4 separate regions of the Homo sapiens genome follow, and all the other regions are linked to region 2. The links are chromatin loops, found by intact Hi-C in ENCODE. Cell type or tissue: heart right ventricle. All regions are shown on one strand. Links, peaks and the distances in the headings refer to the core of each region. The heading gives the core; the rest is flanking DNA. Region 1 overlaps MYO3B (myosin IIIB). Region 2 holds the start of SP5 (Sp5 transcription factor). Region 3 overlaps MYO3B (myosin IIIB). Region 4 overlaps MYO3B (myosin IIIB).

Evidence for each region. Peaks named below come from ENCODE experiments on the same cell type or tissue, not always from the same donor. Only the 100,000 strongest peaks of a DNase experiment are listed, where the experiment ranks them.
Region 1: a loop joins it to region 2, with 2.0 times the contacts of the local background. A loop is called at or near these places in 32 of 110 quality-filtered maps.
Region 3: it touches region 2 in a loop (2.5-fold over the local background); 19 of 110 quality-filtered maps call a loop at or near these places.
Region 4: it touches region 2 in a loop (2.1-fold over the local background); 22 of 110 quality-filtered maps call a loop at or near these places.

What each region holds. Positions count from the first base shown.
Region 1 is chr2:170,491,467-170,498,876 of GRCh38, reverse strand. It overlaps MYO3B (myosin IIIB), which reads right to left. Exons shown (of 35, transcript NM_138995.5): 26 at 174-285. Among named protein-coding and RNA genes, the nearest start is that of MYO3B-AS1, 140 kb to the right of the region's middle. In heart right ventricle, for the core only: no CTCF peak of the experiment used is centred there; no DNase peak of the experiment used is centred there; H3K27me3 peaks cover 1,153 bases.
Region 2 is chr2:170,713,625-170,721,034 of GRCh38, reverse strand. It overlaps SP5 (Sp5 transcription factor), which reads right to left and starts at 5,698. Exons shown (of 2, transcript NM_001003845.3): 1 at 5,472-5,698; 2 at 2,957-4,776. The coding sequence starts at 5,522. The coding sequence ends at 3,631. The region is part of intron 5 of ERICH2-DT (ERICH2 divergent transcript); the gene reads left to right. LINC01124 (long intergenic non-protein coding RNA 1124) reads left to right here and starts at 6,468. Exons shown (of 1, transcript NR_027433.1): 1 at 6,468-7,410. RefSeq lists enhancers at 3,747-4,536, 4,537-5,324, 5,325-6,114 and a silencer at 6,332-6,381. In heart right ventricle, for the core only: a CTCF peak has its summit at 4,016 (motif pointing left); DNase peaks (open chromatin) are centred at 4,024, 4,854, 5,310 and 5,653; H3K4me3 peaks cover 3,013 bases; H3K27ac peaks cover 674 bases; H3K27me3 peaks cover 4,816 bases.
Region 3 is chr2:170,482,996-170,490,405 of GRCh38, reverse strand. The region is part of intron 25 of MYO3B (myosin IIIB); the gene reads right to left. Among named protein-coding and RNA genes, the nearest start is that of MYO3B-AS1, 140 kb to the right of the region's middle. In heart right ventricle, for the core only: CTCF peaks have their summits at 3,275 and 3,482 (motif pointing left); no DNase peak of the experiment used is centred there.
Region 4 is chr2:170,503,081-170,510,490 of GRCh38, reverse strand. All of the region lies in intron 28 of MYO3B (myosin IIIB), which reads right to left. Among named protein-coding and RNA genes, the nearest start is that of MYO3B-AS1, 160 kb to the right of the region's middle. In heart right ventricle, for the core only: no CTCF peak of the experiment used is centred there; a DNase peak (open chromatin) is centred at 4,380; H3K4me3 peaks cover 728 bases; H3K27ac peaks cover 2,982 bases.

The DNA.
Region 1 (7,410 bases), core at 1,257-6,256, 220 kb after region 2:
CCTCTACTCCCTAACGTCCCCAACCTCTTGACTTAATACCAGCAAAGACCATTGTTACGTTGGAGTCTTGTTTGCTAAGCTACACAACTTACAGAGCCATTCATGCCAGTGACATCACTGACAAGAGACAAAGAAATCATACGGGACAATTTGAACAATAAAGAACGAACTACCTTTGTTTTTCCCAGTACCCAGTGATCTAATCTGGACTTTTCCAAGATAGCCACACAGCTCTCTTTGCTAGCAAGAGGTGTTTGATGTGCTGTGAATGCCAAGTAATAATACCTGCAAAATAAAAGAATTAAGTGAAGCCTTTTCAGTCACCATTTGACTCAGCATAGTAGAATTACTCGGGACCATTGACACACCTTGTTTTTTAATAGTAAATATTTGTCGAGCACCAATAATAGCATAGTAGGTAGTAAAAGATACAAAATTTATACTTATGAACTTGGCTCTTCCCTACTTTCATATGTTCTGCAATGTGTATTTACTTCCCTTTTAATGTTGCTTTGTAATTCATATTCAGTGCATACTTGGTGTCTAGTGCATTCAAAATCAAAATAATCTTTTTAGAAAGCTGAAATTTAGACAACTCTCCTAGTGAAAGTAATACTCCTAAATATTAGTATTACTACTATAAAAAATAAATTCCATTGTATATATTTTGACTCTGCTTTGCAAAGTCCCGTCTAAAGCAATTTGTAGATAGCAGAAGTGATCACAGCCTAACACTACTGATTCTGCTGAGCTATTCATCTTACTCAGCGTATAGAGGAGGTGTATTTTCTTGATATAATCACGAAAACCACATTTGTTTTCTTAAATTACTTCATTTTAGTGAACTTCTAAACTTTCAGATTAAAGAGTTTCAGAGAAGAACACTGTAGTGAAGGAAAAGCATCTTTTTTTTTTTTTTTTTTTTTTTTCTGAGGCAGAATTTCACTCTTGTTGCCCAGGCTAGAGTCCAGTGGCGCCATCTCGGCTCACTGCAACCTCTGCCTCATGGGTTCAAGCGATTCTCCTGCCTCAGCCTCCCGAGTAGCTGGGATTACAAGCGTGAGCCACCTTGCCCAGCCAGGAAAAATATCTTTTCCTCACCCATCCAAGTTCACAGCTGAGGCCCCTAGAACAAGAGACAGATAAACAAGAGAAATGCGTACCAATTCATTTAACGTAAGTTTTAAGTGACACAGGAGCCTTCATGAGGAAATGAAAACCTGAAGAAACAATTAGACTTGTGTATTTCTTTTTTTTTTGAGACTGAGTCTCGCTCTGTTGCCCAGGCTGGAGTGCAGTGGCGCGATCTCAGCTCACTGCAAGCTCTGCCTCCCGGGTTTGCGCCATTCTCCTGCCTCTCAGCGTCCTGAGTAGCTGGGACTACAGGCGCCCGCCACTGTGCCCGGCTAATTTTTTGTATTTTTAGTACAGACAGAGTTTCACCATGTTAGCCAGGAAGGTCTCGATCTCCTGACCTCGTGATCCACCCGCCTTGACCTCCCAAAGTGCTGGGATTACAGGCGTGAGCCACCGCCCCTGGCCTAGACTTGTGTATTTCTATGCCAACTTTGATGAAGAAGTGGATAATTGTGGAGAAACAGAATCGAAAAAATAGTTTATTACCCTAATGGTAATTAACTGAGGAAATTTAGCAAGACCTGTTTGTTCAGATTCTTCTCTGTGTCCCTGTGTCTTCAGAGATACAAATGTTCCTTTTCTCTGGGTATAGGAAGAGTACCTTTCACGTGTGGGTCTTATGACCTGCTTCAGGGCAGAAGGGCAGGAGAACGTGAGAGTGACCTTCCTACCTCTGCTATTTTCTCAAATGCTACAGTGCCATATTTGGGGGTGGTGTGTCCTGAACTCCATCGTTACCAAAAGGGTTTTTTCCTCCCCTTTCCTTTCTTCTCCTTTATTCTCCCTGTTTTTAAAAATATAACTTGTTGAGGCACCAGGCATAGTGGCTCATTCCTATAATCCCAGTACTTTGAGAGGCCAAAGTGGGAGGATCACTTAAGCCCAAGAGTTCGAGACCAGCCTGGACAACATGGCCAAATCCAGTCGCTGCAAAAAATTTAAAAAATTAGCCAGGCATGGTGACATGTGCCTGTAGTCCCAGCTACCTGGGAGGCTTGAGCCCAGAGTTTGGGGCTGCAGTGAGCCATGATCACACCACTGCACTCTAGCCTGGGTGACACAAGGAGATCTTGTCTCAAAATTAAAAAATATACATATATATAAAAATATGTATTATATATATTATATTATACATATATATTATATATAACTTTTTGAATATATTATCCTTTTAGAAAATCTCACCTTAGTTTTTCTTTAGAAAACTTGCAAGGCATTTTTTTCTCTGCTCTTTGCTGCCATCTATAATTTAGTTCAACCCCTTGAAAACTTTGAAATAAACTTAATTTCTTTGTCAAAGGATTTTCCTGCCATTCCTCAAACGAGACTAATCTGATATTTTGAAATTACTTTTAAATATAGAGCTGTTTTTACTTTTTAAAATGTGAAAGATATCCCTCCCCCCTGCCAAATATATCCATATCTTCCTGTTTATGGAAGAATAAGTGTACCTAATTAGTACTTGACTCATTCAACTTTATCTTCCTGCTACAGAATTATTTTGCAAGTTAGGATATAATGCTGAATTTGCTGGAAACATTTGCATTCAGAAACCCTGGGGCTGTTTCCAAGGCTCTGAATCTCTGTTTCCACCTTTGGGGAGGAGGGGCAGTGCTCTCTGAACCTGAACAGTAGCCAAGACCAGATGATGCTAGATCATTTGGCAGAACCCAGGAACCTGCTCATAGCAGATATCTTCCGGAGCTAAGTGGGAGGAGGGAAAGCCAGGAGTCAAGCTTAGACCTTTCTCTGGACAGTTCATGGCATCAGCACAGATTCTTCAGCCCCAGGTTCTCCAGGACTGTAGTTTTGGTTATGATTTCTCTGACTTGGCTTTGGCCACAGCAAAAAGATTGTGTCATGGAGCACATAGGGATGGTGGGAATGGCTGGCAAATCTATTGCGGTGAGAAAAGTCAATGGTAAAATCAGGATTTCCTATACTTTTAGGACCAGCCATTTACAACATGGGTTCCACCGGCTTTAAGTAGCCCAGGCTTGCTTATGGTGAATGCTCAGTGTTACTGGTGATGAAGTATTTAAAGAATCTGATGAATGACCAGCACCTTGAAAGATATAAGAGGAGTGTAAGATATGTTCCAGTTCACCAATCAAAGATTTATACTTATTTTTCGGACATCTGTGGGTGTTTTTTTTTTTAGCAACTGTTAGTTTCTAAATAGGCAGAATGTATTCTGATCATTAATATTAGAACTTAACTTTGATTTTCAGTCCATCAACCAAAACATCTTAATTTATTATGATAATAATATTCATATCTAGCTTAGTTCAGAAAGACATGGGTAACAGTACTATATGTAAACAGGCAGTTTTCAAAATATAGTGAAGAAACATGTAAGTGACATATCTATAGTAATCAAGTAAGAAAAGCATAATATGTTTCCTTCACGGAATAATTTTGGATTCTAGCAGGCACCATGGTGATAAATCACTTTGAGCTCCTGTGTACTTCAATGTAAAGGCTAAGCTGAAAGGAACCAAGCCAAGAGGTCCATCAGGAAGGGAGAGTTTTCTGGAAAGATCCATTTTACCCCTTTCCTGAAGCAGCATGATGAGTTAAGCAAAAGATATGCAACAGCAAAATAATAAATGTAAAAGTCTGTCTTGAGAATCTGCACACTTTAGGGCATTGCAAAAACCAGACTTCCCTGAGCTGCCTCTTCTAAGTAGAATTGATTTTATATATTGGAGTCTGAGCACTGAGTTCAGAGTCAGAAGATCTCTGTCTCTAACTGTGGGTGAGTCACTCACCTCTCTGTACCTAACTTTCCACAGGTGGGAATAGGAACCAGATAAGTGGTTCTTAACTATTATCTTGGGTAGGGAGAAGGACATGGGGCTCAAGGCTCTGTGAAAGTCTGGTAAAAGCTATACAAATTCTATCTTGGAAAATGCTCTTAACACAACACATTGCATACAATGTCAAGAAATCCACGTAACTTCTTTTTCTTTTTTCTTTTTTTTCTTCTTCTTTTTTTTTTTTTTTTTTTTTGAGACGCAGTTTAACTCTGTTGCCCAGGCTGGAGTACAGCGGTGTGATCTGGGGTCTCTGCAACCTCTGCCTCCCAGGTTCAAGTAATTCTCGTGCCTCAGCCTCCTGAGTAGCTGGGATTACAGGCATGTACCACCATACCTGGCTAACCTTTGTATTTTTAGTGGAGACGGGGTTTCACCACATTGGCCAGGCATATCTTGAATTCCTGACCTCAAGTGATCTGCCCGCCTCAGCCTCCCAAAGTGCTGAGATTACAGGCATGAGCCAACGCATCTGGCCCCACATAACTTCTGATGGCCCTCGAGGACCAAAGAACACTGCAGAATTTTATGAAGACATAAATTTCCCAAGGCTTCATTTTATTAAAACATATAAGCTATCACAATAGTGTATATCCAGTTGAAAAATATCTCTATTCAAAAAATGTCATTTCATTTTCTGTCTAAAATGTTTTGTTGCATGGAATGCAGGCTGTTTCAAGGAAGAGTTTTTAAATGTAACAGGCAAAGCAGTTTGTTAGCAAAAGCAACAGGCAACTAGAGATACATCCTCCTGCATTTAAATTATGGAATCATAAACTGGAAGGATCTGTAAGATTCCAGGATATGTTTGTTTTATATTGCTGTATAACAAATTACTTCAAAATTTAATGCCTTAAAAACAGATATTTATCATTACACAGTTTCTGAGGGTCAGGAATTCAGGAGCAGCTTATTTCTGGCCCAGGGTCTCTCATGAGATTACAGTCAAGATGTCAGCCATGGCTGCAGTCATCTTAAAGCCTGACTGGCACTGGAGGATCCATTTCCAAGATGACTCACTCACATGGCTGTTGGTGGCAAGATTCTATTCCTCACTGGCTGTTGGCAGGAGGCCTCAGCTCCTTGCCACGTGGGCCTCTCCAGGGGACTGCCTGAGTCCCTTCATTATATAGAAGATGGCTTCCCTCAGAACAAAGCGTCTTGGGGTTGGGGTTGGGGTTGGGGGCAGAGAGGGAGAGAAAGAGAAGAATTTGCAATGTGTTTTATGACCTAGGCTTAGAAATGACATACGCTCATTTCTTCTATATTCTTCGATTCCTTAGAAGTGAGTCACTAAGTCCAGATCACATTCAATAGGAGAGGAATGAAGGGAGGAATATCAAATAATTTGTAGACGTATGTTAAAGCCACCACAAAAGATCTCTCAAGCTCATCAAGTCTTCTATCTAGTAATGATAACAAAAACCACTCTTAATGATATAAGATGACTTATCCAAGATGACAGATTAAATGACAGAGGCTAAAATTATTATCCAAGGTCACTGATGTCCAGGTCATTAATATTTTTAAACAACTGACAAGACTCCAGCTAATGAAGTTTAATTTTTGATGCAAGGGGAAAAAAAACAAGAAAGAGTAAAGTTAAATGCTACTTCTTGCCAGAAAGGAAAAGACTGATAAACTTGCCTACACAAAAATAAAATTTTCCTACCTGAAAAAAAATTGGAGATTTGGGAAGAATTGATCTCTTTTAGTTCTTTAGCTTTTGCTTGTTTAGATATAATAGGTTTTCCATGTTACACGTTATTATGCTCTTTATAGAGAGGTCCCAACAAAATGCTATTGTTTGGAATGTAGGCACATCCCTCATCAAAACAACGGTGGTTAATTTCTTGGCCGATTTAACTGATTTAACTTGAACAGTATTACCTTTGAGGGCGGAAGGGAGCTTTCACTTCCCTTCATTCTCCTTTCTTATGTTCTTTAGTGCAAATGAAGAAAAATCTTTGGTAAGACAGAGTAGAGAAACAGAGACTTTGTTAAATGCACCACAGTTGTCCTATGAGACCTGGCCCATGTCAGCAAAAACAAGGTTTGTGGTCTTTGCTCTGGTTCTACTCAGAAGATTGCGAAGGACATAAGTCTGAGAAACTGTAACGACCAAACATTGCTTTTCCAGGATACAGCCAGAAACAAAGTCTATCAGGTCTCCATAACTTCCAGGCTTTCCCCCAGAGGAAGCAGGACCTTAAAGAGAAGACAGGTAGGAGAGACTGAGGGCACCATGGAGAAGGAGTAAAGAGGGAATGTGGCCCTGGACTTTACTCAACATGAGCTCTGTATTTCTGAAAGACAACTTAATTATGGAGGAAAAGAAGTGTTTAGAAATTTTGGAATCTTTGTGTGTTCCTGATCAGTTGTCAGATTATTTCTTAGGTTACTTTCGTTCATGTAAAGAACTAGTATCTGACCTCTTTCAACACAACGTGGGCAAAACGGAACTGAACTTAACTGATCAGGCTTCAGACTCTACTACCACATGTCGAGAGCTACCACCTAGGCAGCTAGAATTTATAGGACAGAAAACTAGGAGAGAGCTAAAGATAAAGAGAACCCTGGAGATCTGTGGAGGATATCCTCAAGCATTCAGCAGAGTACTAACTGGCATATTCATACGAGGAAACTATCCAAGACTGGAAAGAACCATCTGAGAGGATTAGAAGGAACAGTGCCCAGTGCTTACAAAGGGCTGGCAATACCAGCTGCTTATGCCAGCCCGACCAGTTGACTTCATAATTCATAGGACAATAGAGTACTTAGAAGGATCTCACTTCATAGTGAGGAAATATTAGTCATTAACACAGCTCTGGTTCTACCTAACAAATCACAAATCTTTTTTTTTTTTTTTTGAGACGGAGTCTCATCTCTGTCACCCAGGCTGAAGTACAATGGTGAGATCCAGCTCACTGCAGCCTCTGCCTCCCAGGTTCAAGTGATTCTCCTGCCTCAGCTTCCTGAGTAGCTGGGATTGCAGGCATGCGCCACCACACCTGGTTAATTTTTGTATTTTTAGTAGAGACAGGGTTTTGCCACATTGACCAGGCTGGTCTTGAACTCCTGACTTCAAGTGATCTGCCACCCCGGCCTTCCAAAGTGCTGACATGTGTACATGACACATTTACCATGATATACCCTACTCTGTTTCACAAAACATGACTTCATAAATTAAAAAATACATGGCCAGGCACAGTGGCTCATGCCTGTAATCCCAGCACTTTGGGAGGCCAAGGCGGGCAGATCACGAGGTCAGGAGATTGAGACCGTCCTGGCTAAGGGGGTGAAACCCCGTCTCTACTAAAAATACAAAAAATTAGCCGGGCATGGTGGCGGGCACCTATAGTCCCAGCTACTCGGGAGGCTGAGGCAGGAGAATGGCGTGAACCTGGGAGGCGGAGCTTGCAGTGAGCAGAGATCGCGCCACTGCACTCCAGCCTGT
Region 2 (7,410 bases), core at 1,438-6,437:
ATACTTAAAACCCCACAATATTAGAATAAAAAATAGTACAGCTTGGGGTAAAAAAACTGACTTTTCTACAAATGTCATTGTTTCAAATAGGTTTCTGCAAGAGGCATGCTTGGCAAGATTAATTTTTTAATTGGCATGTCTTGTTTGATTAAAGTAAAATAATTTAAAAGAATATACAATATACGGCCGGGCACGGTGGCTCACGCCTGTAATCCCAGCACTTTGGGAGGCCAAGGTGGGCGGATCATGAGGTCAAGAGATTGAGACCATCCTGGCCAACATGGTAAAACTCTGTCTCTACTAAAAATACAAAAATTAGCCAGGCATGGTGGCACGCACCTGTAGTCCCAGCTACTCAGGAGGCTGAGGCAGGAAAACTGCTTGAACCCGGGAGGCAGAGGTTGCAGTGAGCCGAGATGGTGCCACTGCACTGCAGCCTGGCGACAGAGTGAGACTCCGTCTAAAAAAAAAAACAAAAAAACAAAAAAAAAAACAAAAATATAGTCATAAGATTTAAACACTAGTTGAAACTAGAAAATAACATGGAGATTACAGTTGTATTTTCTTTAACGTAATTTACTTTCATTCATTACCAGAACTATTTAAAACTAGTGATCAGTTAAGAGTATATTTGCACAATTTTTTCTTGAGAAAAGCAGATAACTACAGTGTTAATAAATTCAGAAACACATGCTTCTAAATTAACTAATTTACTGATATTTCAATTTCTCCATGTTTCCAAGTTCTTGCTCAAAATGGTTCAAAAACTGTTAAAATTAAAATAATATCACGAATTTTAGTATTTTAAAAGAATACTGTACATTACATTTGCATGCTAATAAAACAGTTGCTTTAAAATCTACAATGCCTACTGACATTTGAGGCAATCATTAACATATTTTCTTCAATAAGTTTTTTAAACTTAATTGAATTGTTTGCTGGGATCTTTAAGTGAAACCTTGAATAAAGTTGGTGGATTAAACTTACTTTTTTAATGCTGCCTACTTCTTTAATGTTGTCAGATTTGCAGTGGTACAATCCTATCAGATTTGCAGTGGTACAATGAGCAAGCCTTTCAGCTGTACCACGTTAAAGACCATACTTTTTCAATTTGCAGGTGCAATTAAGTAAAACCATAACAAAGTTATTTTGTCATAAGACTTTGTTCTACTTTAAAAAATTATATACATTTATTTTGTTTTTCTCTAATAACCACAGTTATCTATCTCCAATATCTCATTTCCTTAGATATTAAATTCCATATATTTAACAACCAAAAAATTATAAGAAAACTTTATCTTCAACACCTCTTCTGTTTGGATACTAAATAAATGATTGGCTCTGTCAATAATAGCTAGTAGACTCATTTTTAAATGGCCATTTTTCTTTCTCTACCAAGGTCATTCTTTCAGATGAAAGAATCATTTCAAATTTTGAGTCCAAAGCCTTTGAAAATTTTCACTCTCTAACAAGGATTCCTCTTTCTCACCACTTTCCAAAAATCCTTTTCTGAATCTATAGTTGATCCCAGGGCATGGTTCAGATGGGAGTTTCTGTAACTTTTTAGAGAAAGGTGAGAGTTTCTATAACTTTTCACATTGCTTTAGACATCAAAATGTGTAGTCTTGATCTAATGACTTAGATCTAATGATTTTGATTAAGATTACATATTTAAGTGTATATTAATATTACTGCCTAGCAACTTTATCACTATTGCTTGCAAACTGCCACACCCTTGAAAATGTAACCCAAACTCCTCTTCCCAGGTGAAGAACCATGAAGACTCACATTCTAATTAGTCATTAAATAGTTCCAATATCTCTTATTCTAAGGTATATTGCCACTATGAATCTAATATTCATTTACTACCTTGTCCCAAGTTACAGAATAAAAATGCCATTTCTTAGGAGTATAAAAGTAATTTTCATCTGAATTATGTTGATATTTGTGTTTTACTTCGTATAAGAATTCAAGAACAACCCTCAAAGCTTTTAAGAACTGATCCTTCAGTTTGACTTCAAACAAAAGGCAAAGTAAAAGCAGTTTGTGAACTGTGAAATCCTATCAATTTGTACACACTTCAACTATCATGAAAAGATTATTCGGCTCTATTAAAATTTGGCATTAATGATGCTAGCTTAACATGTTAATAAAATTTAGAACATTTTCTGTTCTTTGCTAATCTTAAATCAAGATTTAACTGCTGATAAAAGTTTCAGTTACAGGTTTAAAAACTCAAATATTAGAAAATATCAAGGAGTTAGACACTTGATAAAACATTTGTAAACTTCAAAACTTCAACTTTTAGAGAAAGGCGAGGCACCTAGACAAAAAATACCCTATTTCCACATTTCCAAACCATGAGTATTCCTGGCTCTTCCCTGAGAAAATCTTAGACTACTTCAATGATTAAAAACATAATAAAATTCAGATACAAAATGGAACTAAACGTCCTGGCCTAGCCAGAAATTCCTGGGTGGTTACTGTGAAATAAGACTTGTTAAGATTTCCATCGCAAGATTAAAAAGAAAACAAGCAAAACAACGCTGGCTATCGTGACGGGACTGAAATACAGGAGTGGCGTCTGGGAAACTATCTTCTTGGTTCTTTCCCAGGCAAAGACCAACCTGAACAAGGGTCCCGTTTCTCTGTACCTCTCCACAAAGTCTCACCTGTGAACAGATCCTGGCGCCTCTAATACCTCTCTTAACACCAGCATAGTTGTGACCTGTCCCGAGAGTACCAACAAATAGAAAGCCACAGGGAATTCGTCAGGTAAAAACAAACTTGGAAGACAAACAGTCTCGGGTGAATCCTAAGGCCGCATGAGAAACTCAAATTGTGATTGGAAAATCTTGCCCTACCTCTTTACCACAAAACGGAATTGCCTGCCTTTGTCCATTCCTGAACCCAACACATTTGCCCAGATCCTTCCAAACCAAAGAAGCCTCCGACACAGGCAGACTATAGGAACCATCAAATTCCCGGGGAAACCCGACCGCTTAGTACAGCCACCCAGAAGAAGAAAAGATCAAATGAGACCGGCTCAACGGGGTCTTCCTGTAGTGACCCCTGAGTTAAAGTATTTATTTTCACGCTGCAACTGCTGATCACTTTACAGAGACATATCATGCTGTAGCTCTGCATGGAGCTGAAGACAAAAGCAACATTTTTATTAATGTTATAATTATTATAATTATCTTTAACAAAGCTATTAAATAACCTGTACAAAGCCCAAACCGGTCCTAGCGAAAACCCGAGCACTGTTTCAAATCTCCCAAGTTCCTTTCTATTCAGTTCAGCAGCATTTCCTATATACAAGGCCAGACCAGGGTGGTCCCCCGAAACTGTAGGTCTCCCTGACGGTGGGAACGGTTTAGAGTTTGGAACCGCCCTGGCGTACGGCAGAGCTCCCAATTACAATCCAAATGCCCCAGCCCCAACCCTACCTCCCCGCTCCTGGGAACTGGGTCCCTATGTCCGAAGGCAGCGGAAGTTGGAAGCCTGGCTCCATTTTGGGAGGCAGGCAACGGAGAGGGTCCGTCTGCTGAGTCTCCCCTCCGCCAGCTGCCCACAGGTCCCCGGATCTCTCGCAGAGGTGCTGGGAAGGGGGTCCACCTCCGGGAGGGCTCACAGGTCCCGCGCGTCCTCCCGCTTAACCCCGGCCTCAGCGACTTTGAGCTTCTTATTCTGGTGAGTCTTGACGTGCTTCGCGAGGTGGTCGCTGCGCATGAAGCGCTTGCCGCACTCGGGACAGGCAAAGCGCTTCTCGCCCGTGTGAGTCCGCAGGTGCCGCTGCAGCTCGTCCGAGCGCGTGAAGCTCTTCCCGCAGAAGAGCCAGTTGCACACGAAGGGTCGCTCGCCCGTGTGCCAGCGCAGGTGCGCCTTCAGGTGCGACGTCTTCCCGTACACCTTGCCGCAGCCCGGCACGTGGCACACGTGCTGCTTCTTCTTCCCCGGCTCCGCCTCGGGGGCGCCGCCCGCCGCCTGGCAGTTGGGACAGCGGCAGCGGCGGCACCTCCTGGCCGTGGCCGCCAGGGGGGCCTTGGTCTGCAGCAGCGCGGCGATCTGGCTCTGGTACTGCGCAAAGTCCGACGGGCCCAACACCAGGCCTCTTTGTAGGGCGGCGGCGGCCGCAGCAGCAGCGGCCGCAGAGGCGGGGAAGCGGGGCGCGTGGGGGGCCCCGGCACAGGCGCCGGAGAGGCCGCTTCCCGGAACCCCGGAGGCCCCCGGCCCGGCGCCCGCCTGCGGGATGCTCCACCACGGGAGGTCGTCGGGGGCCGGGTTGGGTGACAACTGGCGGCAGGTGGGCGGCGGGGGCGGTGGCGGCGGCGGAGGCAGCAGGTTGGAGTAGCCTGGCGGCAGCGCGGCCTGCGCCGCGTAGGGCACGTAGGCGGGCGCGCAGCTGGCGGGCAGAGCCGCCATGCTCGAGGGCAGCATCTTGACCGGCGAGAACTCGTAGGGGTACGAGGGGTCGGCGGGGGGTGTAAGGGGAAGCTCGTGCGCAGCCCCGAAGGACGGCTGCAGGTGCGTCTTCTGCGGCGTCAGCCCCAAGCTGGGATGCGGGGGCGGCAGTGCGCCTGGCGAGTGCGCCGGCATGTCGGCGGTCCACGGGTGGAAGAGCCTGGAGGGTGAGCCCAGCGCGGGGTCGTAGGGCACCTGCAGGAAGTCCGGGGGCGCCGCCGCGCCCGGCTGGCCGATGCGGCTACAGGTGGCGGCCAGCAATGCCAGGGGCGAGTGCTTGCCCAGGTCCGGGGAGGCGCTGGGGGTGCGGTCCTGCATAGGCGGCGAGGGAGGGCGGAGAAGAGACAAAAGGTTAGCTCCAAGCGCGGACTCCGGGCCAGCCCGCCGCCCCCACGCCCGCTATTATACCGCCGCCCCTCCTCCGTCCCGGCCGTCCCTCCCCCGCCACCGCACCCCACGCACGCACCCACCGGCCGAGGGAAACTTTTGGTGCCTGCGCTACCTGAACGTGGGGCCCGCGAGCGCTTCTTGCTAAACTACTTGGTGCACTGAGACGCCATCCAGCCTTAGAGGAAGCAGGCGCGAAGTGGGAGGGGGAGGCATCCGACGGGCCCCTCCCGGCTCCGTGGTCAGTAAGAGTCGGGAAACACCCACAACCCCGCCGGCCGGCCGCTCTCCCTCCCATCTTTTAAGCTCTCTTGTCCTCACTGCCTTCGCGCTCCTCCCTGGCCCGCCCCAGGCTGAAATCAGCAGGAGGGCCCAGCAGGGTGAGCTCCGGTCCTGTTCTCGGCCAGCCGGGCACCTCCGAACAATCCCGGATCCACGCGTCCCTCCAGCAAAGGCCACACCGGATTAGGTGTGAAGTTGGCGTGGGCACCCCTAGGCCTGGCTCCAGCTGCACCCATCGGCGGGGTTCCCTTTGAGGTTCAAGGTGCACGGAGTACCAGGAGAGATCCGGACACGGCCCTTTCCACCTTTCTCCCGCCCCCTCCGGGCTCGGCCCTGACCTGGAGAAAGGCCTGCAGCGAGTCGTTCCGGAGGACGGCCACCGCGGCCATGGCTACGGCTTGCAGGCCCCTGGCTGCGGAGCGGGACGCCGCCGCCGAGGCATGGACACCCGAAGGCGAGGACGAAGGGCCGCCCAGCCTGCCTCCCTGGCGCCTGCTCTGAGCGCCGGGGCCCTCCCCGCCCTTGCCCCTCGCCGCGCCCCGCTCGCTCGCCCCGCGCGCGGTCTGAGCGCTTCAGGATCACCTCCAAGAATTTGATAAGGACTTTGCTGGGCCGCCAGCCAGTCAGAGGGAAGATTTATGGCTTTGAAGTTTGCCGCTACCCAATCATCAAAGAATAGCGGCTCTTTCAGAAGCGAAAGCAAATCCTTTGAATCCACAAAGCTCCTATGGTGTGTTTGTTGGTCTGGATAAAAGAACTGATTATTAGGGGGGATGGGAAGGGAGGAGATAAAGGCGGGACAATTAATGAAGTAATCACTATGTGGGAAATGTATATACACAAATAATTGGATTTTCCTGATCAAAGGGGGCCTTGCCGCCTGGAGACCCGCGCTTGGGTTGCTCGAGACACTCTTCCCGCCCCCCCCAACATACACACACACACACACACACACACTTGCAATTAAAGATTTGCACCGACGCAGCGCCCAAAGTGACAAAGTGTCTTTGTTATCTCTGGAAAAATCTGCCTTCGGCTTCCAGGCGCCGGACTTTGAGACGGCAAAGAGTGTAACTCTCCCCTGTATTTACTTGCACACCCTGCACCCTCGCCGCACACGCACCCGCCCGCGCACACAGCGGACCCAAGCGAGATCCCCGGTGGGGCGTGGGACCGACAGCGCCCGGCCCGCCGCGTGTCCCCCGCCCGCCGCGGTGGGGCCGAGGGCAGGGCTGTGACCTGGGGCGGGGCCGGGCGGCCGCCCAGCGCGGCGTTGGGTGGCGCGCACGCTCCAGGGCCGCCCGCCTGACGAGCGACCGGGGCTCTCCTGTGACGTTCCTGCTGGCGACCTGGAAGTTTTCCTCAGGCCACAACTTTTGCAGAGTGGACCTGGGAAAAACACCCGCGCCGCGCATACCCTCAAAGCTGAGCTCGGCAGGACACCCAAGGCGACCCGTCATGCCCACCCGAGGGGAAGAAGCTGTGCTGTCCCGCCCCCTTCTCCCCAGGCCACCCAGGAGGCCCGGGCTGGGCTGTGGGGGGCCGAAAGCCCCAGCGCTGCTGGTGATTTCTCGCCCGGAGCCCCGCCAAGCCAGCGCGCCCTCTCGCAAGCCTGGCAGACCAGGAGCTACTGGAAAAAAGGCGCGGTCGAGGAAGCCTGGTTGTTGTGGTCCCACAAACCACAAATCATACGAGAGAGGATCCCGAAGGCGGGAGAAAAGTCAGTACAGACTTGTTCCTGCCACCTTTGGAAAGAAAAAGTTCCTCACCAGGCGCGGGGCGTGCTTTGCTCTGGGCAGGGTCGCGCTTGCAGGGGCTTGGGTGACCCCCATCCCTCCCTGGCGGCTCACCTCCTGCCGAGGAGGGCCACCTGCCTCCTCCTGGCCCAGGGCGCAGGGCGCGTCCTGCCCCGGCACTGCGGACGCGGGGATCGCCTCTCCCGGGCGCGCGGGCGGGGAAGGAGGAAGAGGCGGGCGGGGAACCGCGGGGTGCTCACCGCCCTGGGGCATTAGGGGTGCGGAACCGCGTTGGAGGCCTCGCGGCCCCGGCTCGCGAGAGCGCACTGCGGAGTGGCCGCCGGAGCTCGGCCTACTCCTCTCCCCCACCCACCTCCCGTCGGACACAGTCTCCACTCTCCAGGCCGCCGGCCGTGGGGGAGCCCCTAATCAGTTCGCGCCCGGCCTCTCTGCCCGTCTTCCTCACGGGAACCGCACTGCGACCGGGACGGACGGGGTGACCTATCTCCCGATGCAGCGTCAGAGGTTAGCCTAACTACAA
Region 3 (7,410 bases), core at 1,295-6,294, 230 kb after region 2:
GCTTTAGGATAAAGATCAATATACAAAAATCATTGTACTTCTATATATTAGCAACAAACAATTAGAAACTGAAAATGAGGCCGGGTGCGGTGGCTCACGCCTGTAATCCCAGCACTTTGGGAGGCCGAGGAGGGCGGATCACGAGGTCAGGAAATCGAGACCATCCTGGCTAACATGGTGAAACCCCATCTCTACTAAAAGTACAAAAAATTAGCCGGGCGTGGTAGCAGATGCTTGTAGTCCCAGCTACTCGGGAGGCTGAGGCAGGAGAATGGCTTGAACCCGGGAGGCGGAGGTTGCAGTGAGCCAAGATCACGCCACTGCACTCCAGCCTGGGCAACAGTGCAAGACTCCATCTCAAAAAAAAAAAAAAGAAAGAAAAGAAACTGAAAATGAAAAAATATAATTTGTAATAGCATTTTAATGTAAAATAAATAGGGATAAATCTGACAATGTATAAAACCTGTACATTGAAAACTACAAAACATTGGCTAAAAAAAGTTAAAGAAGACCTAAATAAATGGAGAGAGATATCATGTTTATAGGTCAGAAGAAATAATATTGTTATTATTTAAGTAAAGCAGATTACCCTCTATAATGTGGGTGGACCTCATAAAATTAGTTGAAGGCCTTAAAAGATTGAAGTCCCGTGACGAGGAAGAAAGGGATTCTGTCTCTAGACTGTACTGAGTCTACACACCACACACACTTACCCACACTTACCCACACTTACCCAGACACACACACACACACACACACACACACACACACCCCTACTGGTTTTGTTTCTCTGGAGAACCCTGATTGCTCTCATGTAGGTAAACTGTGGAGACAGAGCCAACCTTGGTGATAAACTTACAATATTGCTAAAGGTAGAGATAAGTTCTGTGCAAAACCATAAATGGTAGAAGGTTGTTTTTAGTGACTTCCTTCCCTATCATTTCTCTTCTCTTTGTTCACTGACTACCCAAGTTCCCCACAGATTTGGGGGCTTCTGCACCGCACACTGGGGATCTAGGACACCCCAATCCCATTGTTCCTCCTCACATTCACAAACAGATCTTCCCTGCCCTGCGTCAAAACTCTATGCCTGGGCATTCCCACAGGGCTGTCTCTGCAAGGGACTGGCTGGCTCCTTTAGTAAACATTAGATCCTGAGGGGGAACTTAAAATCATTGATAAAAAACTCTTTCTTTGTACAGAGGAGAAAGCCAGAGAGAAGGCAATTGGCCCAAGGTGAGAAATTTAGTAAGTAGAAGATCTGAGGCTTACCAGGTCTTCTAATTCAGGCTTCTTTACACTTATCAAACCTTCCTAGCTCTTCCTGTGTGCACCTGGTATCTTTGACACTCTGGCAGGCACTTCTGATGCTCCAGCACCTTTCACCTCATTGGAACTCATGAGTGTTTACAGGTATCTGGAATATCAGGCTTTTGACTTAAAGTGTTGATTTCTTCTATCTGAGTACCAGCAGTCTGGCTCTCCTTGACATACGTGTGAGGGATCCAAAGAATATTCTATTTGGATTAGTGTATCAGGAAGGTGCTTCTGTTTCAGTAGAAAGCTATATACATTGTCTTTAAAATAACTTCCTGAGTTATCAGATTATTAGAGTCCTGTTATCCCCTTTGAGCCATTTTGCAACTCTTTCTAAATTCCAACTGATAAATAGATATGTAAATTCTGTCCAGCCTGATAATGATTCTAATTGACTTCCTACCCACTGCAGAAAACCAGTTTTATTTCCATTTGCAATTCATCCCAACATTCTTTTATTTCATATAAGCTATGCTACTTTGACTCTTCCTTTGAACTGATTATAACATCTGCCTAGTTCCCTCATAACGTATGAATAAAATAAATTCTTTTTAACACATTCATCTTTATTTCTGTATGCCAGTCATGATTTTATCTTCTTCTGAACATTTTTTTTTAACAAGGGAAAGAAAGAAGTACAAAAATCTACGCTATAGATCCAGGTTTGACACAAAGGCACACACACAAATGGGCAACTTTTGAGGTAGGCAGTCTTCATACCTGGGTAGACCCAATGCTACCAAGCAATCCTAAAAGGCCTACCTAGTAGGCTAAAAAAAATAAATGAATAAAATAAATAAATAAATAAATAAAACCACTGCTACTTTTCTACTTATAATCTTTGAAGTGGAAAATATTCGTGGAATATGTTCATGTTGGACTTTATCAAGAAAGTCAAACTATTTCCCAAAGAGATTACACTAATTTACATCCTTACCACTAGAATATGAGAGTCCCATTGCTCTCTAACTATGACACTCTATGGAATTAACAGACTTATTGGTTACTGCCAAAATAGGCATAACATGGTGTTGAATTGTGGTTTTAATTTGAATTTCCTTGATTAAAGAGGCTGGATTTTTCCTTTTGTTTTCAATGATGTTCTCTCACAATGAACAATGAATTTTATTTCTCTATTTTTTTCCCCTTGGTTACTCTTACTCATGGAAGGGAGAGGAGAAAGAAGAATCACCATTTTAGATAAAAATTGTATTAGCGTGGGAGATGGCCTACATTTTTTATTTGCACCTCTCATTTTGGTCATTCTGCTCCTGCATTTTTACACTGGGGAAGGATTTGTATGTTTTAAAGATGGCTTTGAAATCCTAACCTAGAATGAATGAGCTCTGCTTTGATTCATCCCTCCAATTGAGTTTTGCACTCAAAGGCATATAAAACATCTGCACCCGGCTTGGAGATCTGCACAGCCCTAAGTCAATGTGAAAATTTATCTCAAGGCTAATTACACAGACTGAAACATTTTTTTATTTATAAAGACTTTAAACAAATTCCTTCTTTTAGAATGGATCATTCACTCTGTAGAGTTTTAGGGCTTTGGTATAACCATGTTGTCACCATTCACCACTTTGTAAATCAAATTGGTTTTTCATCTCCATTAAATAAAACTTGACGTAGGATCTACTGATGTATCAGGCATGGGCAGAAGTGCTGAATGACACGAGTAAGCAAAGCACACAATTTCCCTGCCCTCATGAAGCTTTATATTCTAGTAGGGAAGACAAACATAAACAGAAATATGAAGGACATCATTTTGGATAAGGATAAGAATAAAAAATCAGTGTGGGAAGGTCAATGAGTATACTTTAGGGGTATATTTTGGCAGGCAGCCTTAAGCAACCAAGATAGTGATGAAACTCAAGCCATGTCGTATGAGAAACTGATGAAGAGGCTGGGAACGTGGAGCTTAAAAACAAAAAGACTTAGCAGGGTCTCTGAAACAGTCATGTGCAGACCACCTGCATCAGAATCACCTGGAGATACAATGAAAGATGTGGATTCCTGGGCCACACTCCAGACATAGAATCAGAATCTCTGGGGCTGGACCTTGGGAGTCTATATTTTAATAAACTCCTACAGTGATATTGAGTACTAAAGTTTGAGAACCATTGACTTAGGGGAACATGATAATTGACTGCCATCAAGTGGAGAAGGGAAATGATTTGTTCAGTAAAGCCTTGAGGGTAGAACCGGGGTAGATGCTTAGAAGCTTCTGAAGGATGGTTTCCTATGGTCAGGGTTATGAAGGACATGATGGTGATCAGACATCTCGACACAGGGAATGGGCTACTTCAGGAGCTGGGGAGTGAATTCATAAACACTGAATCTATTCAATGGGACGCTAGTTGATGAGGTCAAGAATGCTACTGATGAAAGCCTAGCCAGGTAGTTGGACTGGATGACCCTTCAAGATTCCTTCTAACAAAGATTCTAGGTTGACTTCTCTCTTGGTTAAAAAGAATGGATTCTAAGCCAGGCACGGTGGCTCACGCCTGTAATCCCAGCACTCTGGGAGGCCGAGGCGGGCGGATCACCTGAGGTCAGGAGTTCGAGACCAGCCTCAACATGGAGAAACCCCGTCTCTACTAAAAATACAAAATTAGTCAGGCGTGGTGGTGTATGCCTGTAATCCCAGCTACTTGGGAGGCTGAGGCAAGAGAATTGCTTGAACCTGGGAGGTGGAGGTTGTGGTGAGCCAAGATTGCGCCATTGCACTCCAGCCTGGGCAACAAGAGCGAAACTACATCTCAAAAAAAAAAAAAAAAAAAAAAGAATGGATTCTGTGATTTTTAAAATAGATGTTTATCATTGATCTGATACTGTTACTGTGATAAATCTTGAGTTATTGTCTTATGTTTGGATAATAAGTTGGAAGCCTCCTAAAATATCCCTAGATAATCTATTAGGGGCTTTAAAACCTCAACTATGATCTCTTCCACAGGATAGTCTCCCCAACATACACCTAGAACAGTGGCTGTCAGTGTAGTGTCCTCATCAGCAGCTGCAGCATGACCTGGAAACTTATTAGAAATGCAAATTCTCTCTTCTCTCTCTCTCTCTCTCCCTCTTTCTTTCTCACTGAATCAGAAACTCTGGGGATGAGGCCCACCAATCTGCATTTTAGCTAGCCTTCCAGGAGCTTCTGTTGTGTGAGAAGGTTGGAGAATCAGTGATTTACAGAAATAGAATCCCAGGGAAATTAAGTGACTTGTTTCCAGTGACAGAGTTTATATAAGCAAAGAAACTGGCTCCCAAGTATCTCCATCATCTTTTCTCTTTGTTAGGCCCAAATGACTTACGGAGTCTCTGGAGCACATCATTTTCTCTTGGAAAAGGTCAACTGCTCAGAATCTCCCCTAAAGAAATCCTCACACATGTTTAATATTTAGGATTGTTTATTGAGCACTGCTAGCAAACAACTGGAAATAATCTTAGTATCCACCAGTAGAGGAACGGCTAAATAAATATCATGAATGTCAATGAGGGGGTTGAAAGGAATTTTGTTAGAGCTATGGAACAACATGGTTTTATCTCTAACATGTATAAGTAGAAAAGCAGTTGGCAAATGGTATAAAAAGTGTGGTTCACAAGCTAAAGTCCAAATTCCTCTTCCTCTAACTCACTCGCTCTCTCTCTCTCTCTCTCTCTCTGTGTGTGTGTGTGTGTGTGTGTGTGTGTGTGTGTTCTGAAAGGATAAAACTACTAAAGCTACTTTAGAGAGGGGGCATCATTGGGCAGATGCTGGGAAATGGAATTAGGGATATGGAAAAGAAATTTTAGCTTTATATGTGATACTTAAAAATTTTAGAGGAAAGGGTGTTCATACATTATTTTTACAATTAAAAATTGACTTCAAACATTGGGTAAAAATTGTTATGGTTTTATTGTAATGGGCCCAAATCCTGGTCAAAGAATCGTGACTATACAAATTTGATCAATATTACTTGCATCTAAGTAGAAACGCCCCCAGTCATATGGCAAAGAAATAAACGCTTTTCCCATTTTAAAATATTCCTTGAAGGACCCTCAATGTATATCAATGACCACCCAGACTGTCTACTCAGAAACCCAAAATACTAGACAATTATCTGAACAATTCAATCCATATAAATAATTTTCTCTTATGTAGATAATGGAGGTAGCAGAACTATTTTGGCTTGGATAATCTGATAATTACCCCCAATTGCCCATTCCCCTTTGTGTGTATAAAAATTCAGATTTAGATTAAGTTCTATCTTATATTTACCATAATCCCTGTTACTTTAATTTTTTCCCTTCATGTTTGGCCTTGAGTAAAGAGACAGAACAGCTGGCCACCATCTGCTGCCTAAAAAAAAGCCATATATTCATTATATCCTTAGACTCCTAAATTTGGGCCTTGGGTTAAGAAATTGCACTAATCTGTGCTATTAGAAAGAAAAAGTCCTGAAATTATAGATTCCTTCTAATGCAGTATTACTCACTATAGATAGCACTTAGCATACAACAGGTGCTTAATAAATGTTTCTGATACTGCTACTGCTGCCTCCTCATAAACTTTAAATGAGAGGCCCCTAAAGAGGAAAAATCACAATGACACTGGGAATTGGAAATTGAGGCTGGATTTACTCAAATTAATTTGTAATAAAAGCTTAAGTTTAAACTGATTATTTACAATTAGAAAATTTATTAATGCATTTTTTTCTGATTGAACTCTACAGATTGATTTCACAATGAATATTCAGATGTGTTCAACCACCTCAATTTATTTATTTTGAGGATGGGCATTTCACATCCTGACTCCATCATCCACATACTCTCTGTGTAACTTTGAGCTAGTTTCCTCATTTGTAAAACCAGAATAAATACCATCTATCTGGGGGACTACTACCAGTGTTAAGTGAGATGATATACGTAAAACCCTAGCATGAAGCCCACCATCAGTAGGTTCTCAATAAATGTCCATCTCTCTCTTCTTCCCTTTAAGAAAAATCTATTTTTCTCTTCTCCTACCCAAACATGTGAAGAAACATAGTTAGCAATCTTTTCTGTAAGTCATCCCTAAACCATCGTGCTCAGGGGTAGGCAGATATTTACTGTAAGTAACTAGAGCATGCTGTACCAGTCACGGCTAAGAGGACAACTGCTCAGCTGATGGACTGGGTAGTGTTCTCCTAGAGCACCATGTTGGGAGGGATTCCAAGGCCACATCGAGGCTGTGAAGAAAACATGCCTTGACTGAAGAGCCAGGTCTGCAGCTAGGGTTGAAGAGTGAAGCTGTGCTCATACCCATGTATTTGCCATCCCCATGCCAGGAGGTTTCCTCACATTCTCTTTCCTCTTTTTCTCCATTTTGTTATTTTCTTCATTGCTTTTTCTTTTTGCTGCTTCATTGTTATTATCTAACATAAGTTAGCCCCACTGATATTTGTTTTAAAGAATCCTTGGGAGGCCGAGGCAGGCGGATCACGAGGTCAGGAGATCGAGACCATCCTGGCTAACACGGTGAAACCCCGTCTCTACTAAAAATACAAAAAATTAGCCGGGCGTGGTAGCGGGCGCCTGTAGTCCCAGCTATTCGGGAGGCTGAGGCAGGAGAATGGCGTGAACCCGGGAGGCGGAGCTTGCAGTGAGCCGAGATCGCGCCACTGCACTCCAGCCTGGGCGACAGAGCTAGACTCCGTCTCAAAAAAAAAAAAAAAAAAAAAAAAAAAAAGAATCCCCAAGCAAGGAGTTTTAATTCAGCCACTGATTTCCAGAGTAAGCTGGGCAAGCAAATCCAAATGTCCAGATATTATTTAATGCCTTCATAATGTCTTTTCTCTTGTTTTCCTTTATTATTTCTTCTTTCCTACAACTGAACTAATTCATGAGGTTGCTTATAACACAGAACATTTGGAAAATCAGAAAAGATAGCCTGGGCTTATTATTCTGCCACCATTCAGTGTTTTGGAGAACAGTGAAATGAATATTAATTCTTGCATCCACTTTTTCAAACCACCACTACAGATTCCTGGCTAAATCTACAGAGCTATCAACTACAGAAATGATTTTTCTAATTGACTATGTGAAAAGCTGCTGCCAGCAGCATGGGCT
Region 4 (7,410 bases), core at 1,565-6,564, 210 kb after region 2:
AGTTTCAGGTGCTTTCATATCTTTAATCTCTTTTTATTCTTACTTTCTGTATTAGAATGCAAGCTCCTTGGAGGAAGGACCTGTGTCTCCTTGTTCTTTTTCTTGATTATGGAGGGGATCTAGTGTTCTCAAACTGAATTTTACTGTATGTAAATTATACTTAATAGACTTTTAAGAATTTACTAGAATTTTAAAAAATAAGGCCTCCTTTTCTTCAAACTGGATCTATTCCTAGAAAGCAGGATCCAATTTGCTTCTAATCCATCAGAGGAAAGAGTCTGATGGGGAGAGTCTTGCTGCTGATGAGGGACTTTTCACAACCATTTGCATCACTGACCATAGCTGGTTTTGACACTAAGCACTTGGCTCAAAGTCTATGAAATTAGCAGGCTCTAGTTACTTGTACATCTCAACTGTCACAACTTTATTGACGAGAATGGCTACCAGCTGTCACCCTTGCCTCTGCTTCTGTATTTGGTGATTCAGACTTCATGGCCACAGCAAATCAAACCGTGATCCTGCTATGGCTCATCGTGTTGAGGTTTGAACTCCCGGCCAAACGGCTGTCGTTCAGCTGTTAGGCTGCCCATCACCCGTCACTGTGGGTTAAACATGATAGGTACACCAAGATCTTCCAACTCTTCAGACATCTGAAAGGCAACTTGCTTTCCACACCAGAAGGCAACAAATCTGGTGATATTTAGCTCCTAGATTTTAGAATTTCTGGCTTTACAGAAGCAGGGTGACAATGGAACTTGCTATCTTTCAGAACAAGTTGCAAAAGGGCCTCAAACTAGTGAGGGGGACAAATGATGTCAGGAGCACACCTAAGTCTTAACAATTTTGAGCTTCCTGAAAATTTTATATACACAAATGAATCAAGGTTTCAGCATGAATGGAGCACAGCTCTTCACAAAAAACAAAAACAAAACCACTTGAAATCTCTTACATGTTATTGTTGTATTCTATTTTTTCCCTGTCAAATAAACAAGACGTAAGTTAAGACTTGGAAAATTCTTTTTACAAAGATTTTACTGTAATCTAATTTGAGATTTGACAGGTACTATTTTTCTCCAGAAATGAAAGAAATTGTTTCATCTTTTTGAAGTTATAGCATTTTGTTTTTGTTTTTTTGAGACAGGGTCTCACCGTGTCACCCAGATTGGAGTGCAGTGGTGCGATCTTGGCTCACTGCAACCTATGCCTCCTGGGTTCATGCAATCCTCCCTGCTCAGCCTCCCAAGTACCTGGGATTACAGGCATGCGCCACCATGTCCAGCTAATTTTTGTGTTTTTAGTAGAGACAGGATTTTGCCATGTTGGCCAGGCTGGTCTCAAACTCCTGACCTCAAGTGATCCACCCGCCTCGGCCTCCCAAAGTGCGGGGATTATATGCTTGAGCCACTGTGCCCGGCCTGAAGTTACAGCATTATTATGTCCTCCATAGAAGAGTATTTCACAGACTTTTTTCCCCCCCAGTGAAGTTGACATTTAGGAAGGGAGTACAGAGAGGGAAGTAACATTTCATTTAGTGAATACGTACCATGAGCCAGGTACTGTGCAGGATGCTTTGCATATATTACCTGCTATCATTTTCATAGCAGTCCTGAGGATTAGGCCTTAATGAGTCCCATTTTACAGCTGAGGAAACTAAGGCTCAGAAGTTAAGTACTTTTCCCCAAACTACATGGCAAATGGCAGCATAGCCATCATTTAACATTCATTGTTTGACTCTAAACTCCACATGCCTAGGACAGTATTTCAACTCTTTCCAAAGCTTTGACTGGTACCTTATTTCCAATGTGTCATATTCAAGATGGAAACCAATGGCAGGGCATGGTCTACTGAAAAGAGCACTGAGTGAAGGCTCTGAAGAGGGCTCTGAAACCAGTGTTTAAACTTGCAGAACACATAAGGGAGACACAACTTATTTAACTCTCTGTGCTCCTGGTTCCTCTGTTAAGAGGTAAAACAAAGCCTGCCTTTCTATTTCCAAGAGTCTTTTGAAGAAAAATAGCATGATCATTCTTGCCACAGCCCAGTTAGCTTTCCCCTAAACGTTTCTTTACTATTGTGTAGTTACAGTCTAAACAACTAATAAAAGTTATAAAATGTGATAACATATTTTATGATTCTACATGAAATTGTTTTAAAGACATAGAGTAAAGGCAACTCAAGTGTGTAATCGATCATAATAATGTTGTTTCATTCTGTGTTGAGGTGGCAAAGATACCTTTTCAGGCACCACTTCTTTGCAGCTAGACTCTGGAATGCTAAACAAGGTTCATAATGGAGAAAACTGATTCCAGATTGTAGGCTCTAACCCTGGCGTCCTCTGAAGTTATAATATCGAGTCCTAGGGGTACCTACTGTTGCACAAAAGTTTCATCTTAAGCATACTTGTGCCATGCCGGTATGATATTGGGCACAAGTGGACCTCCAGCCCACAATGACTTTGCAGCTTCCTCTCTGTGCATTAGGTAAACAGTATTCTGCCCTCTGGCTTATTTAATCCTAGCATGGGCAATAATTTTATTCCATAGCAAAGGAGATTCCTGTGCATTCCAAGCTATGCCATGACAAAAATTCTATCGTTTGTGCCAAAGAGAGATTTGGCAGAGCTCATTTCTTGTCAGAAACCTCGAAACCACAGGCCATCCTGTCTCTGTACTACACCACTTGCTCTAAGCCTTGTCACAGACAAGGTATGTTTTCCTCAAGTAAACCACAATGCTTTCCCCCTAGACATTTCCCCCTACAAGATATGTTAAGCCTGCAGCTGTCAGAAATCAGCCCCAGGCCAGGCACAGTAGCTCACGCCTGTAATCCCAGCACTTTGGGAGGCTGAGGCGTGCGGATCACTTGAGGTCAGGAGTTTGAGACCAGCCTGACCAATGTGGTGAAACCCCATCTCTACTAATAAAAGAGCTGGGTGTGGTGGTGCATGTCTGTAATCCTAGCTACTTGGGAGGCTGAGGCAGGAGAATCCCTTGAACTCAGGAAGGGGAGATTGCAGTGAGCCAAGAACGCACCATTGCACCCCAGCCTGGGTGACAGAGTGAGACTCCATCTCAAAAAAAAGAAAAAGAAAAAGAAAGAAAGAAAGCCCCACTTTCTCAAGTATGGGAGAGCTAGGGAAACCAAGATAGCATGAGAGTGAAGTGAGCAGGACCCCTCGCCTAGGACTGAAGGGCATCCTGTCTTGTGTTAAACAAAGGTTTAGAAGATGGGGGGGTAGGCGGATGGGGAGGGCTAGTTTGCAGTTCACAGTGCATCTCAAGCTCAGGTGCACCAGGTAAATTATTTCCCCCAGATGTTTTATTGCTATTCTGTGGATATGTGGATACGGAAAACACCAGGAAAAGAGAAGCAGCTGCCTCCTGCCCTACGGCCAAGAAGAGTTTGGATCTTGTCTTCTCTCACACCTGTGCTTCCTCTGATAAAGACAGTGAGTTTGAAGAATTTAGCTTTTGTGTGAAATGACCAGGGATCTAAGAAATAGAAATGAAATGAGTGAAGAAAAAGTGAAATAGAGGTAGAACTACAAATAGAGACACAGAAAAGAGTGACAGAGGGCATGCTTGTTTTCCTTCTGTTTGTTCAAAATGGACCTTTTCTTTCAATGGTGCATTTACTTACAGTCCCCCTCTTGTTTGGCTTGGGATCAACAATCTACTTATGTACAGCTTTAGCAGGATGAAAAATATCTACTACAGTCATTTTTACCTTCAAGAAGCATGGGTCATTTCAATGCATACACTTGGCTGTGTTTTATAATAATTTGTACTCTTTGTATTGTTTTAGATTTTACAGAGCTCCATTCCAAAGAGCGTTGGCAAAATACAGAGTACTTGATTTATTCAAACAGCATCCCTTTGAGGGAAAGCATATTTTAGAGTGCTCTGTATTGGAGTTGGATAATTTGAAGCCCCAAATTAAATCTCATTGTTTACCGTGGGAGCCCCAGCATAAAGTAGGTGCTTAACAAATAGTAGTTAAGTAAGTGAATGAAAGAAATATCCCAGTTTAAATATAGTTGTCCTGCACACGTAGGCAAATAGCGGGAAATTTAGTTCTAGGAAATTACAACCACCTAATCATTGCCAACCCACTGATGATGCTAAAGGAAACAGCCTTTTAAACAGCCTTTTGAAAAGGCTAGGAGAAAACCTTGCACTGAAAGAGTTTAAAAGTTCAGGCAGTTTTATACACCAAAAACTTGGTTCTGTTACAAAGTAGGGTCAGGCTGTCTGGATACGATGTTTGCTTTCTCTTCTGGTAGCAGCATTTAAAGCAACTCTGCTCTGCATGCATCACATGATGTGCCCAGTGGTTCCCAGCTGCAGTGGCTTAAAATGCCTGTTCACAGGCTCAAGGAAGGCACCCTGCCAGCCTCGTCAGAGTCTCTGCTGATGCTGGGAAAAGCACTCTCCCCAAAGAGCATCAGAAGAGAAATGGCCGTCACTGTTAGAGCTATTGTTATCTTGTGATAACATCTGTGTTTTTGGCAGGGCCAAGGAGGGGAGTATGTAGGAAGCTGATCCAACAACAGAGAGAAAGAGAAAATAACAATTTCCACAGCACTGAAGCAATTAGATGAAAATGTCCTGTAAACTAGCGTCTCTTCCGACTCCTGTGCGTGTGTGTGGGGAGAAGCAGTGAGGTGCTGGAAGACCACTCCTCCTGGGAGAAGGTTCCAGCCCCTAGGGCTCCACTGTCACCTATTCAAAGGGCATTTCTCCTTTGAGAGAGGGAGGCCCACAACTTTGCTCTCATCTAAAACACATATCCTGAATTAGAGGGGCAGTTTTAAAGCCAGAGCTTTAGAAAAATTAATGAATGAGATATTACATGTAGGTCTTTAATAAAGTTCCCTGCAGTTAGTTTGTTTTGATAATTTTCACTGAGGAATGTAAGCTTTTTTTGGTTGAATAAATGTAGTTAGGTCCAATTTCTGAAACATAAGGTAATTTAAAAATATAACAGATTAGTAATGGAATCAAGGTCACTGTTAGTTTTTACTTAGAATACACCATCTATTTGAACACTAATATGTACAATTTTTTTCGGATTTTAACAAAGTATGTATTTTAATTATTTGGCATTTAAAGGAATGTGTTTTCCTGTGGCAAGAACCCATTGTCAGAATTAACCAGTACAAAAAACAATGAAACATGCCACTTCTTGCCAAGGTGATATGCAGAGTTGCTTCCCACCTCCCTCAGCCCCGCAGAAAAGAAACTGATAGACAATACCTTTGCTCAGGCTCCTTTACTTTCTCTTCCTCTCCCCTCTCCCCTCTCCCCCCTACATCTCATAAAGGCCCTTTATTGACTGTGCAGTGTTATACACATAGGAAATGTATCCTTGTGTACCCAGGGTATTTTTTTTCCGTTTGTTTTCTCTTCCAGCATTTGATTACTGGCTGGTGAACTGTTTGGGCCCGCAGAGATCTCTAGACCACCAGCTCATGTATTTGAAAGGCATCTGTTTATTTTGAAAATGCAAATGTGGCCTACCTCAAAGACTGACAGGCAAGAAATGACCCACTGAGTTGGGGGAGAGGTTTCCAATCTGGAGCCCTGTCCCTCCCTCGATCACACCAAGACCACTGGCTGTCAGAATCACTGAAACCTGCTCCTGGAATCTGAATGAAGGGCCCACAATTAAAAACGAGCAATAATTAGCCAGGCAGATTATTTCTCACCCAGTTGAAAGTAATGATGAGGACATTTACCAAGGACTCTGAGGCTTTGAAATGGTGGCTCCTAGACCGAGGGCTGCCTGGAGGAGGGCCCGATAACAAGGACACAGAGTTCCTAATGGTGGCCGCCCAGTCCTTATGAGGAGAAAGCCTGGGAAGGTTAATACCCTGACTTTGATCTCTGTCAAGGCATACCAGCAAGAATTAATTTACATTTCAGATGAAAAAGGTTGACAGCATGAAAAGGCATCTTGTTTCTGGTATGTGAATGTGCCGTAATAGATCGGGAATTCTGAAAGGAAGTTCTGAGGAAGCTAAAGGGATAAGCCGCACGGCTGCTTTTATTGGGAAGGAGATGAAAGGAAAACAAATTTCAATATGTGCTGCCCTGTAGCAACATGTAGGCCAAATGCTTCCTAAATTTCAAGGGCCGCTCTTTTAAAAATATATAACATATCTTAGCAACACCACTTAAGAAAATACTATGGGCCAGAACTAGAAATACAAATGCATTCCACAGAATCTAAATTTCAAATGAAATGATTTGTTGAAAAAATAATAAATTAGAGAATAACCTTAGAAAACAACCGGAAATGGTTGTGCTGTGACAACATCCCTAAGCCACTTCCTGCAGGCTCCTAAAGCGGGGAGCCACTGTATCTGGGTCTGGTTCTACTAGGAAATGTCCTAGTGGGACGAAGAGAGGCTTGTAATGAGATTATGTTTGGGGAAGATCACAACCCCAAACAGAAACGTCGGAATGAGTTGCTTTGCTTCTTAGATAAACGCAATTATGCCTTCAAATCTAAAGATAAGGAAAATATTCCCAAGTAAAAGTAAACTGCCCATAAAATTGCAAAGATTGCTACCCTATTCATGCATCTTTACCACCAACACAAAACCAGCGCACCAATTCCTGTCCACGGTGTTGGCTAAAGGGCAGATGCTGTCTGCCTTTGCTCTGGCTGCCACACTACTTCTAAGAGGGCAGAGGTGGTGTTGGTGCCACCTTCATGCCCATCTAAGCCCCTGCAGACTCAGTTAATGGAAGTTCCCAACATCACTTGATAGGCAAGAACACTTTGGCTGCAAGGCTAAGAAAGGGGAGGTGCTTGCAAGGCTAAAAAAAAAAAAGGACGGCACCCTTAAAGAAATGTGTTTTCTAAAGTCCTGCTGGGTGCTTGCAAGGCTAAAAAAAAGGAAGGCACCTTAATGTGTTTTCTAAAGTCCTGCTGGGTGCTTGCAAGGCTAAAAAAAAGGAAGGCACCTTAATGTGTTTTCTAAAGTCCTGCTGGGTGCTTGCAAGGCTAAAAAAAAAAAAAAAAAAGGGAGACACCCTTAAAGAAACATGCTTTTTAAAGTTTCGCTGAGCAACATTATCCTTCCATGGTAGCTACCCCATAGGTGCTCCACTGAAAAGATACAATTATTACTATCCTGATCCATGATGATGAAGCAGACCCATTTCTGTTTTACAGCAGTATTCACTTGGCATTAACAGAGTGCAAGACAGGGAGCACTCAAAAGATGACTTTCACTTAGGGAAAATTGGATTTATGATTCCTGTATACTGAACTCAGTGGATCAACAATAAATAAGCTCAAGCAAGTTTAAATTTTAAAACACATGTTGGCCTTTGTACCAAACTGCAAGATCAGAAATCAGTTTGGTACCCTGTTTTAATGAGAGATTGTGTGCGTGTTGGG